Regions from separate parts of the Homo sapiens genome. Here region 1 is linked to region 2. A link is an interaction called in ENCODE POLR2A ChIA-PET data of the cell type or tissue named here. Cell type or tissue: Panc1. All regions are shown on one strand.

Region 1 (5,000 bases), 110 kb after region 2:
TTAGTATGGTATTCAATAAATTACATGAGCTATTAAACACTTTATTATAAAATAGGCTTTGTGTTAGATGATTTAACCCAACTGGGCTAATGTTAGTGTTCTGGGCATGTTTAAGGTAGGCTGGGCTATGCTATGATGTTTGGTAGGGTATGTATATTAAATATATTTTTGACATACAATATTTTAAACTTACTATGGGTTGATCCAGACATAACCCCATCTCAAGTTCAGGAGCATCTGTATTTTAACTTCCTGATTTTCTATTTCTCTTGTCTTGAAATTAGACTCCAGCCCTAAGACAAGAGATCTTAACTTTCATTTTTTCTGAGCTCCCCAACCCACCATTACCTACCTAGCATGGTGCTAGATTAACTGCAGGATTTCAATAAGTTCTTAGTGAATGAACCAAATGGAAGCCTATATACAAAAATGCATTTGTATTAACAATTCCATTTTATCCTTACCCTATTTTCTGTTTGATATACATATATATTAGATAGAAAAAATCCAAACAAATAAGAGAAGACATTTGCATGGTAACAGGATTTCTGTACCTTGAAAATTCAGCTACTCTACTTTTTCCCCATCTACAGTCATACTTCTGTAACTTTACATGTAGTTGATTTAGAAAGATCAGTGTGGGGAAAAGCAAGAGAGATCAGATTGTTACTGTGTCTGTATAGAAAGAAGTAGACATAGGAGACTCCATTTTATTCTGTACTAAGAAAAATTCTTCTGCCTTGAGATTCTGTTAATCTATGACCCTACCCCCAACCCGGTGCTCTCTGAAACATGTGCTGTGTCAAACTCAGGGTTAAATGGATTAAGGGTTGTGCAAGATGTGCTTTGTTAAACAGATGCTTGAAGGCAGCTTGCTCCTTAAGAGTCATCACCACTCCCTAATCTCAAGTACCCAGGGACACAAACACTGCGGAAGGACCCCTGCCTAGGAAAGCCAGGTATTGTCCAAGGTTTCTCCCCATGTGATAGTCTGAAATATGGCCTTGTGGGAAGGGAAAGACCTGACCGTCCCCCAGCCCGACACCCGTAAAGGGTCTGTGCTGAGGAGGATTAGTATAAGAGGAAGGCAAGCCTCTTGCAGTTGAGACAAGAGGAAGGCATCTGTCTCCTGCCCGTCCCTGGGCAATGGAATGTCTCAGTATAAAACCCGATTGTAGGTTCCATCTACTGAGATAGGGAAAAACCGCCTTAGGGCTGGAGGTGGGACGTGCGGGCAGCAATACTGCTTTGTAAAGCATTGAGATGTTTCTGTGTATGCATATCTAAAAGCACAGTACTTAATCCTTTACCTTGTCTATGTTGCAAAGACCTTTGTTCACGTGTTTGTCTGCTGACCCTCTCCCCACTATTGTCTTGTGACCCTGACACATCCCCCTCTCGGAGAAACACCCATGAATGATCAATAAATACTAAGGGAACTCAGAGGCTGGCGGGATCCTCCATATGCTGAACGCTGGTTCCCTGGGTCCCCTTATTTCTTTCTCTATACTTTGTATCTGTGTCTTTTTCTTTTCCAAGTCTCTCGTTCCACCTTACGAGAAACACCCACAGGTGTGGAGGGGCAACCCACCCCTTCAGATCAGTGCTGTCAGAGGATAACTTAGGGAAGAATTAAGTAGTGAGAACAATTTTTTTTAAAGTTCTTACTGATACAAAATTTTCTTCGAAAAGAAAAAAAGGAAGGTAAATCCATCTGAGATGATAATACCAAGGCAGATCTATTTCTTAATAGAATGGCTCCCCTGTATCTCCATGAAATATCAACTGCTATTTAATATTAGGCAAGACAGCTCCCAAAGTGCTCTTACATTTTAAAGAATCCTCAAGGTAATTTTAACGTGTGGACCAACATGTTGAACATCTAAATGTGCAGGCTCACCAAGCCAATTAAACAATTTTTCTTGTGTTTATCTTTAGAAGAATAAAGTGTTTAACAAGTAAAGTATATGGATAATGACATGGAACCTATAGGGGATTCTTAGCAATTCATGTAAATTAACTAGATCTTCTGGTATTACCACTTGCAAAGGCCCTTCAAATGTGATCCTACCTTAACCTAAGTTCTTTCATACATCAATTTAACATACACTAAGAAACTATGTGTCTGGCATTGTGGCTACAAACGTGAACCTAGTTTTACTAAATATATAACTGAAGGAGACAGACATCACTCAAAATATTCCATAAATAAATAAATCTCACAAATAAATTCTAACTTGGAAGATACGATACAAGCTGAACACCAATGATTTGTGCCTTTTCTGTATGTATGTTAAACTTCATCCAGTGGACACAAATAACTATGAAATCTGCAAACTGGAGAGAACTTTACAAATCAACGAGTCCATTTTCCTCATTTTATAGATGAGGAACCAGAGTCCAGGAAAGCTATACAAATTGCTCTCTTTAGGAAGTTAACTATATAAACCAACTGAGTATTCTGTTGTTAGGCTACTATCACTGATTTGACCCTGTCTTAACTCTCTGTTCACCTGACCCAGTCCCCCTTTACCCTACAATTCTTTATAGCTAGTTATTTGCAAATAACACCCATCACCCCAGCTCCCTGCAACCTGGCTCCATTTTAAAAATCTATTCGCATCTCGGCCTGGTGTGGTGGCTCACGCCTGTAATCCTAGCACTTTAGGAGGCCAAGAAGTGCGGATCACAAGGTCAGGAGTTCGAGACCAGCCTGAGCAACATGGTGAAACCCCGTGTCTACTAAAAATACAAAAATTAGCCGGGTTTGGTGGCGCTCACCTGTAATCCCAGCTACTCAGGAGGCTGAGGCAGGAGAATCACTTGAACCTGGCAGGCGGAGGTTGCAGTGAGCCGAGATCACACCACCGCACTCCAGCCTGGGTGACAGAGGGAGACTCCGTCTCAGAAAAAAGAAAATCTATTCATATTTCAATTTAAAAGCCCATGAAGCTTCCTTCCACTGGCCCTACCCAAGTACTCTTCTCAGCACTATGTCGACCTGCACGACAATTTACCCTGAACTTGTATTTATTTTATCCCTTATAATTAAGCATACACTCCTTAAAGGCAGAAGTAGAAAATGCATCACCTTATCACCCCTTACACAGTGTCTCAGTGATTTCTCGTTATTCTAATGAATAACCAGTGCCAGGGAGAAATCATTCCATTTGGGGATCACTGCTCTGTGAGAATGCCTCTGAACATTCAAAACTCATGAAGAAAGGCAAAAGCTGAACCCGGAGTCAGAGAACCTATCCTTTATTTCACAAATATTCATATAGTATTTAGTACATAACAGACACAGCTCAAGGCATCTTATGAATATCCACTCATTTTGTGCAGATGAAGAAAAGGAAGCATAAAAAGATAAAATAACCTAAATAATGGAGCCAGGATTTGAACCCAGGGAATCTAACTCCAGATTCCACACATTTAACATCTACACTATGCTGCCTCAAAGTATGAGAGAATACAAAATTAAGCTTGATCATCTCCTAAACAAGAACTCAGAAAAAAAAAAATACCTATCATAAAGGTTAAAAGATTACTTTCTAACTTTTCATAAAAAGTTGATTAAAAAGGCCCACGTTACAATTGTCATAGATGTCTAATCCCACTCTCACCCTCAAAAATATGCCAAGAGGTACCTATTAATTCACAAAACAGTGTTATATGACACCTGGGGCTTCTACACTGCAGCTCCTATTACCATTTCCTGCTTCCTTTAGGAACACATTATTACTGTGCTTTCTGCCAGCCTCTCAAATAATATGGTCTTCCTGTCTCATTTTTCCAAATCCTTAAATAGCTTCTTTCTGGTTGTGAGGCTTGGTCCTAATATAAATGTCACATCTGGCCTCTTGAACACTTTCATCGGCTTCACCTTGAAGCCAGATTCATGTTAAAGGTCAAGAAAGGATGCCCGGTTATGTACCAATCCACCCTCACCAGCAAGTAATGCTTGCTGCAAAACAGATCCATGTGCAACACAAGGCAGATGTCAGCTGCAAGCTGAATGTGAGGGTAATCGGGGTAATCACTAGCCCACTGGGTAGAACTCTGAAACTCTGTAAAAGGACATACTGACACAATTTCAAATAATATGACACTGCTTTGAATGGAGGGTAGCAAATGGAAGAAGCAGACCATTCTGAGTTGCTCCTTGCCGGCAATGTCAGGAGGCTACCAGGGCAAAGGCAGAGGTAGGAACAATGCTTTTCCTCCTTGAGTAAGGTGCAGCTGGCCATGCTTTTTTCACTATAGATAGTGCCAAAGTTGCAGAGACACCTACAGAGGAAAGCAAAATCATTTCTAAACATTAAAGCCCATGTAAAGACCAGGCATGGTGGCTCACGCCTGTAATCCCAGCACTTTGGGAGGCTGAAGTGGGCGGATCACTTGAGGTCAGGAGTTGGAGACCAGCCTGGCCAACATGATGAAACCCCGTCTCTAGTAAAAATACAAAAATTAGCCGGGCATGGTGGCATGCACCTGTAGTTCCAGCTACTCAGGAGGCTGAGGCAAGAGAATTGCTTGAACCCGGGGGAAGGAGGTTGCAGTGAGCTGAAATCATGCCACTGCACTCCAGCTTGGGTGACAGAGTGAAACTTTGCCTAGGGAAAAAAAAAAAAAAAAGGCACCCCATGTGATATAAAATTGTATACCAAAAAGGATTTTTAAACTTGAGACATTAAGTTTATCAAGACTTTATCGACAGTTTAGCAACTATTGCCTGTGGGCCAAACCAAGCCAGCAGTCTGTTTCTGTACAGCCCTTAAGGAAAGAATGGTTTTTACATTTTTAAGAGATGTAAAAATAAATAAGAACAAAAACTATTTGCGGGCAGAAAGGCCTAAAATATTAATTACCTGGCCCTTTACCGAAAAAATTTGCAGACCCCTACATGAAAACATGCAGTCTAAGAGTTAAGATTCAGTTCATCTATAGAGGTTCGGATTAAAAAAAAAAAAATCAATAGCATTCAATAGCATTCTGTA
Region 2 (5,000 bases):
ATGCAGCCAAGGGAGAGCCTCTCAGCCCTCATGGGCCCCAAGACTAGTATAGGGAGCTGCCTGGAGTCCACACAAGAGCTTGGTTCCAGAGAGGGACTTTGCATTGGGTTCCACACACTATCGAGACCCAAGCAACTGCAGCACAGCACCATTTTGAGAACCCACCTTCCACCTGACTACTTCTTGCTCTACCTGCATCTCCACAACCCTGGAGCCCCACTGCCATCCCTCAGAGGGTTGCAGTGTTATGATGCCAACTGGACCCAGCAGTACAGCACATTGTCTAGCACTCTAGCCACACAATATCCTAGACCCCAAAGAACGGGAGGTGAAATGCAACAAGGAGGCTGCCACTGGACAACGGGAGCTAAAGCATACACCTCCCAGAGCCTGAGAGCTGCATGCCCAGGGCTGCTGCTACCACTGTAATCAACCTCCCTTCCTCTGGCAGCAAAGCCACTGCTCATGTCTTCAAGGGGCCTGGGTACTGGCATGAATGAGCATGTCATCCAGGTGCCCAGGGATAAATCTGCCCCACTTGTGGCCTTCAGTACCTGCACACACTACTGGGGGTCCTGAGGACAGTCCCACTCCATCACCACTGCTGTCTGTGCATGCTCCTGGGGGCCTGGGGGTAGGCCTGCCCTGCTGCTGCCACCAGTGCACACATGCACTGTCCAGGGACATAAGAAATGAGACCACCTTACCCACACTACCAGTACCCACATGAACCTCCCTAGGGCCTGGTGACCAGCTCATCCAGCCTACCACCACCACTGCTGGCACCTGTGCATGCCACTCAGCAGAGCTCATGTACCACCACCAATGCCATGCATGCCATCCAGGAACACAAGGCCTACCTGGCCAACTACTGCCAGCACCCAAGCAAGCTGCTTGGAGGCCCAAGGACTGGTCTGCCTAGGCCCACCATTGCTGGCACTCACATACACTACTCAGGGGCCCGAAGACCTGCACACCCAGCTCGCTGCTGCCACCACTGACACCCAAGGACTGGCCCTCCTGGCATCCCTGTCTTGTGCAAAACCTCACCATAGCCTCTGCTAACCACTGCAAGCTAAGCCACTGATGAACTCACAGATGCTGATTGTAGTGAAAAAAATTATACAGACACTATACTACTGCAGCCACTCAGAATCAGAGCCAAAACATCCTACCTAACCAATGCTATAAATACATGAAAAAGTCTTTCTCTACAAAAACCAATCCATAAAATTTGAAGGAGTAACTCATACTAAATGCACAGATATCAACACAAGGACACAATAAATATATAAAAGCAAGGAAACATGATGCCTCCAATGAAAAAACAACACTTCTCCAGTAAAAGATCCCAAAGAAAAGAAAATCTATGAAATGCCTGAAAAATTATTCAAAATAATGATATTAAAGAAACTAAGTGAGATGCAAGAGAACACAGATAAGCAATACAAATAAATCAGAAAAAACAATTTATGGCTATTTTGACTGAGCAACCCTAGTGACAGGAGCCAAAGCAGCAGCATAGGTTGTCCCCATTTCCCTTCCCCTTTCCCTTGTCAGGTGGACTATATGGGCCCTCCTATGCCCCAGAGACTCAGTCCTACCACATCCCAGTAACAAGAAAGAGAGAACCCTGTGGAGAAGACCAACAAGGAGAAACGAAGATGCAGGATAAAGAAGGTATTCTCTCTGAGAGAGTTGAGGAGCCAAAGCTAAAGTCCAAATACCTAAGCCTAGGACAAGAGCCCGGAGGCTCCAACTTCCTCATGAAGAGATTACAGAAAGGGAAAAGGTACTTTGTCTCAGGAGACTACAACATGGCCAAAGCCAAGATGAAGAGTAAGCAGCTTCCAAGTGCAGAACCAAAGAAGAACCTGGTGACTGGTGACCACATTCTGCCCCACAGAAAGTCCTTGGTTATCACCAGCAAGCTTGCAGGGTAACCCAGGCTGCCCTCTCCTCCTACTCCTCACCCCACTGGATGTTTACATATTATAGGCAGGGATGAAATGGACACCTAGTCAGATCTCAGTTACCAGGCAAAAATGACTATGATTCTCCTAGTGGCTTCTGAGAAGGTAATGTAAGTTGAAGGGGGACTCTGAGTCCATTTCTTTGGTTAAATTGAGACTCCTACATCCTCCCTATAATCCAGGTAGGGCCCAGAAATAGGAAAGACTAGGATTGGATAATGCTGCAAATGCTTTCTCTTTTGTGAGAAACTGGAGAGATGTGATTTCTCCTTTTGGAGGAGAATATCCCATAATTGATTAAGCTGAGCCTTGGGAATAATACGGCAGGTTTAACATCCAAAAGCTAACCTGACATAGTTGGGAAAGGTAGATTAAATAAGACATGTTTTTGTGCTTCTAAGTGTTTTGTCCCTTATGCTGCTATTGCTTCATGTTTCCATTACGGCAGGTTTAGAAAATCCTTACAAAGAAAGACAGACTTGCTTGCCTAAAACTACAATGTCCACTTAGCCCCCTTTACTTAGTATCTCTTGCAGTTTGCCCTGGCTCTCAAATAATGTAAAGATTGATGAACATTACTCACAGAAAATGGGCACTTTTTCTCTCTCTCTTCCAACATGTTGCTTTTGAAAATATCGTGGGATAATGGGAAAAGCACTGGTTTAGGAGTCAAGGCATCTGGGTTCTAGTTCTACTTCGTCTCAGCAGAGCTCATGTATAACCTTTAAGTCATTTAGCCTCTCTGGATTTCCATTTCCTCATCGCTAAAATAGAGTTAAATATATATAAAATTGATTCTGATTCTAAAGCCCTATAACTTCCAGCAGAAAAACGCTGTATTGATCATTGTAAAATTAAAAGTGAGGAAGGCCAACAGGTGATGAAGTAATACTGTGCTGCTATGAAATACTGGGAAAGTATTACACAGGGGAACCATTTGAGGGCTACATGAGGAGAGAGAAAGTTGAGATTTGGGAGTTACAAATTCAGGCAAGTGAACCTGAACCTCATATAGGGCATGGTCTTCAGAGTCCAAAAAAAAAAAAAAAGCAGCAGCAGCAGCTACCCATGGAAGCTTCTTGCCTCTGACCCAGTCCACTTTTCCAGTCTACATCGGGGCCTTAGCTTCTTAAAAGCTGCTCTGGCAGCAGAACTGTGCACCTGGGAAGACATGCTCAATCATGCCTGCATATGTGCTGACCCATGGGTCAGATATAATATGATGCCAGGTGTATTTTGGGAAAAAGGGAAGAAAAGGGATAAACTGAACTAGCCTTTGGGGTTTATTACTACAGGGGAGCTGGATGAGGAGGTACTTAGGAGATGATTCACCTTGGAAGAAGCTGGGGAAAGTGTTTAGGGAGACGAGGAAGACTGAGAAATCTCTGCCTTCCCAGAACTCAGCAACCCAGCTCTTATGTGATGTGGAGAAGCAGCAATGCTGGTGATTCATGAACAGGAGGAGGAAAGGACTTGAAAGGGACCAGCATCTACAATCTAGTTCGCCAGCTTGCACTGAATCTTACTGAATACAACCTGCTAGTTATAACAGAGAAGGCCAGGGTGAGAACTAACTATTCAAGAGAGCAAGATTCTGTAATCTTCCCTTGCCCTCTTACATCACAAATTCCAATATACTAAACATTTGGCCCAGTGAGAATGTCTGATGAACTAGCTGATGTGCATGTAGGGGGATAAGGTGTGTATGTACTTCTCTTCTGACTGGCCATTCAATTGTCAGGCTGTCATTCAGATTGGACATGAGAAAGTTGGTAAGGAAGGAATGAAGAGAGCAGGATCTCTGGAGTCCCTGGCCCCTAAACTCCTTGGCTGTCACTTGTATATAATTTTTGTATTTCTGGCTCCATTTCCTCATGCTATCATCCTTAATCGAAAGTCCATATGGGAAGGGGAAAATGCTGAGCATCACTGTATAGTTTCTTCAATGGTCCTAGCAATGTTGCACATAGATATGTCATATTATTACATACATAAACTTTAAAAAGGCATGATCTAGATGAGAAATTCAACAAAAGTTATAAAAAAGCTAAACAGAAATCCTGGAACTGAATAATTTAATCAATGAAATTTTTTAAATGCACCTGAGAGCTCAACAATAGACGAAGTCAAGCAGAAGAATTTTTGACATTGAAAACAGGTTTATAGAAACAAACCAGACAAAGAAAAACAATTTTTAAAAAGAAGAAGAAAGCCAAATAAGATATGGGACACTGTAAAGTGATTAAATATTCAAATTTGGGGTGTTTTGGAAGGAGAAGAGATGATCAGAAGTACAGAGAACCTATATAATTAAATAATATCTGAAGACGGCTGGGTGCAGTGGCTCATGCCTGTAATCCCAGCACTTTGGGAGGCCGAGGTGGGTGGATCACGAGGTCAAGAGATTGAGACCATCCTGGCTAACACAGTGAAACCCCACCTCTACTAAAAATACAAAAAATTAGCCAGGTGTGGTGGTGGGTGCCTGTAGTCCCAGCTACTCAGGAGGCTGAGGCAGGAGAACGGTGTGAACCTGGGAGGCGGAGCTTGCAGTGAGCGGAGATTGCACCACTGCACTCCAGCCTGGGGGACAGAGCGAGACTCCTCTCAAAAACAAGATAAAAATAATAATAACAATAATAATAATAATAATATCTGAAGATATCTGCAATAGATATAGACATCTGGATACAGGAAGCTAAAAAATTCTTAAATAGACTCAACTCAAAAATCTCTTCCCAAGGCACATCATCAAACTGTCAAAAAAAGATAAAGATTTCTAAAAACAAGAGAAAAGTGTCAAGTCTCATATAAAAGAATCCCTATCAGACTAACAGAAGATTTCTCAACAGAAAACTTACATAAATCCAGTAGAAACTGGAATGATATACTCAAAGTGCAGAAAAAAAAAACCTGTCAGCCAAGAATACTACATGCAACAAATCTATTCTTCAAAACCGAAGAAGAAATAAAGTCTTTCCCAGACAAGCAAAAACTGACGGAATTCATCACCATTAGATCAGTGCT

Evidence for each region. ChIA-PET counts read pairs that join two places held together with the same protein. Peaks named below come from ENCODE experiments on the same cell type or tissue, not always from the same donor. Only the 100,000 strongest peaks of a DNase experiment are listed, where the experiment ranks them.
Region 1: POLR2A ChIA-PET joins it to region 2 with 5 read pairs; 3 of 35 experiments call an interaction of 5 or more read pairs at or near these places.

Annotation. Positions count from the first base shown.
Region 1 is chr2:214,802,255-214,807,254 of GRCh38, forward strand. The region is part of intron 1 of BARD1 (BRCA1 associated RING domain 1); the gene reads right to left. Among named protein-coding and RNA genes, the nearest start is that of BARD1, 4.9 kb to the right of the region's middle. RefSeq lists an enhancer at 601-1,144. In Panc1, no CTCF peak of the experiment used is centred here; no DNase peak of the experiment used is centred here; H3K27ac peaks cover 405 bases.
Region 2 is chr2:214,696,122-214,701,121 of GRCh38, forward strand. It overlaps the pseudogene ENSAP3. Among named protein-coding and RNA genes, the nearest start is that of BARD1, 110 kb to the right of the region's middle. In Panc1, no CTCF peak of the experiment used is centred here; no DNase peak of the experiment used is centred here.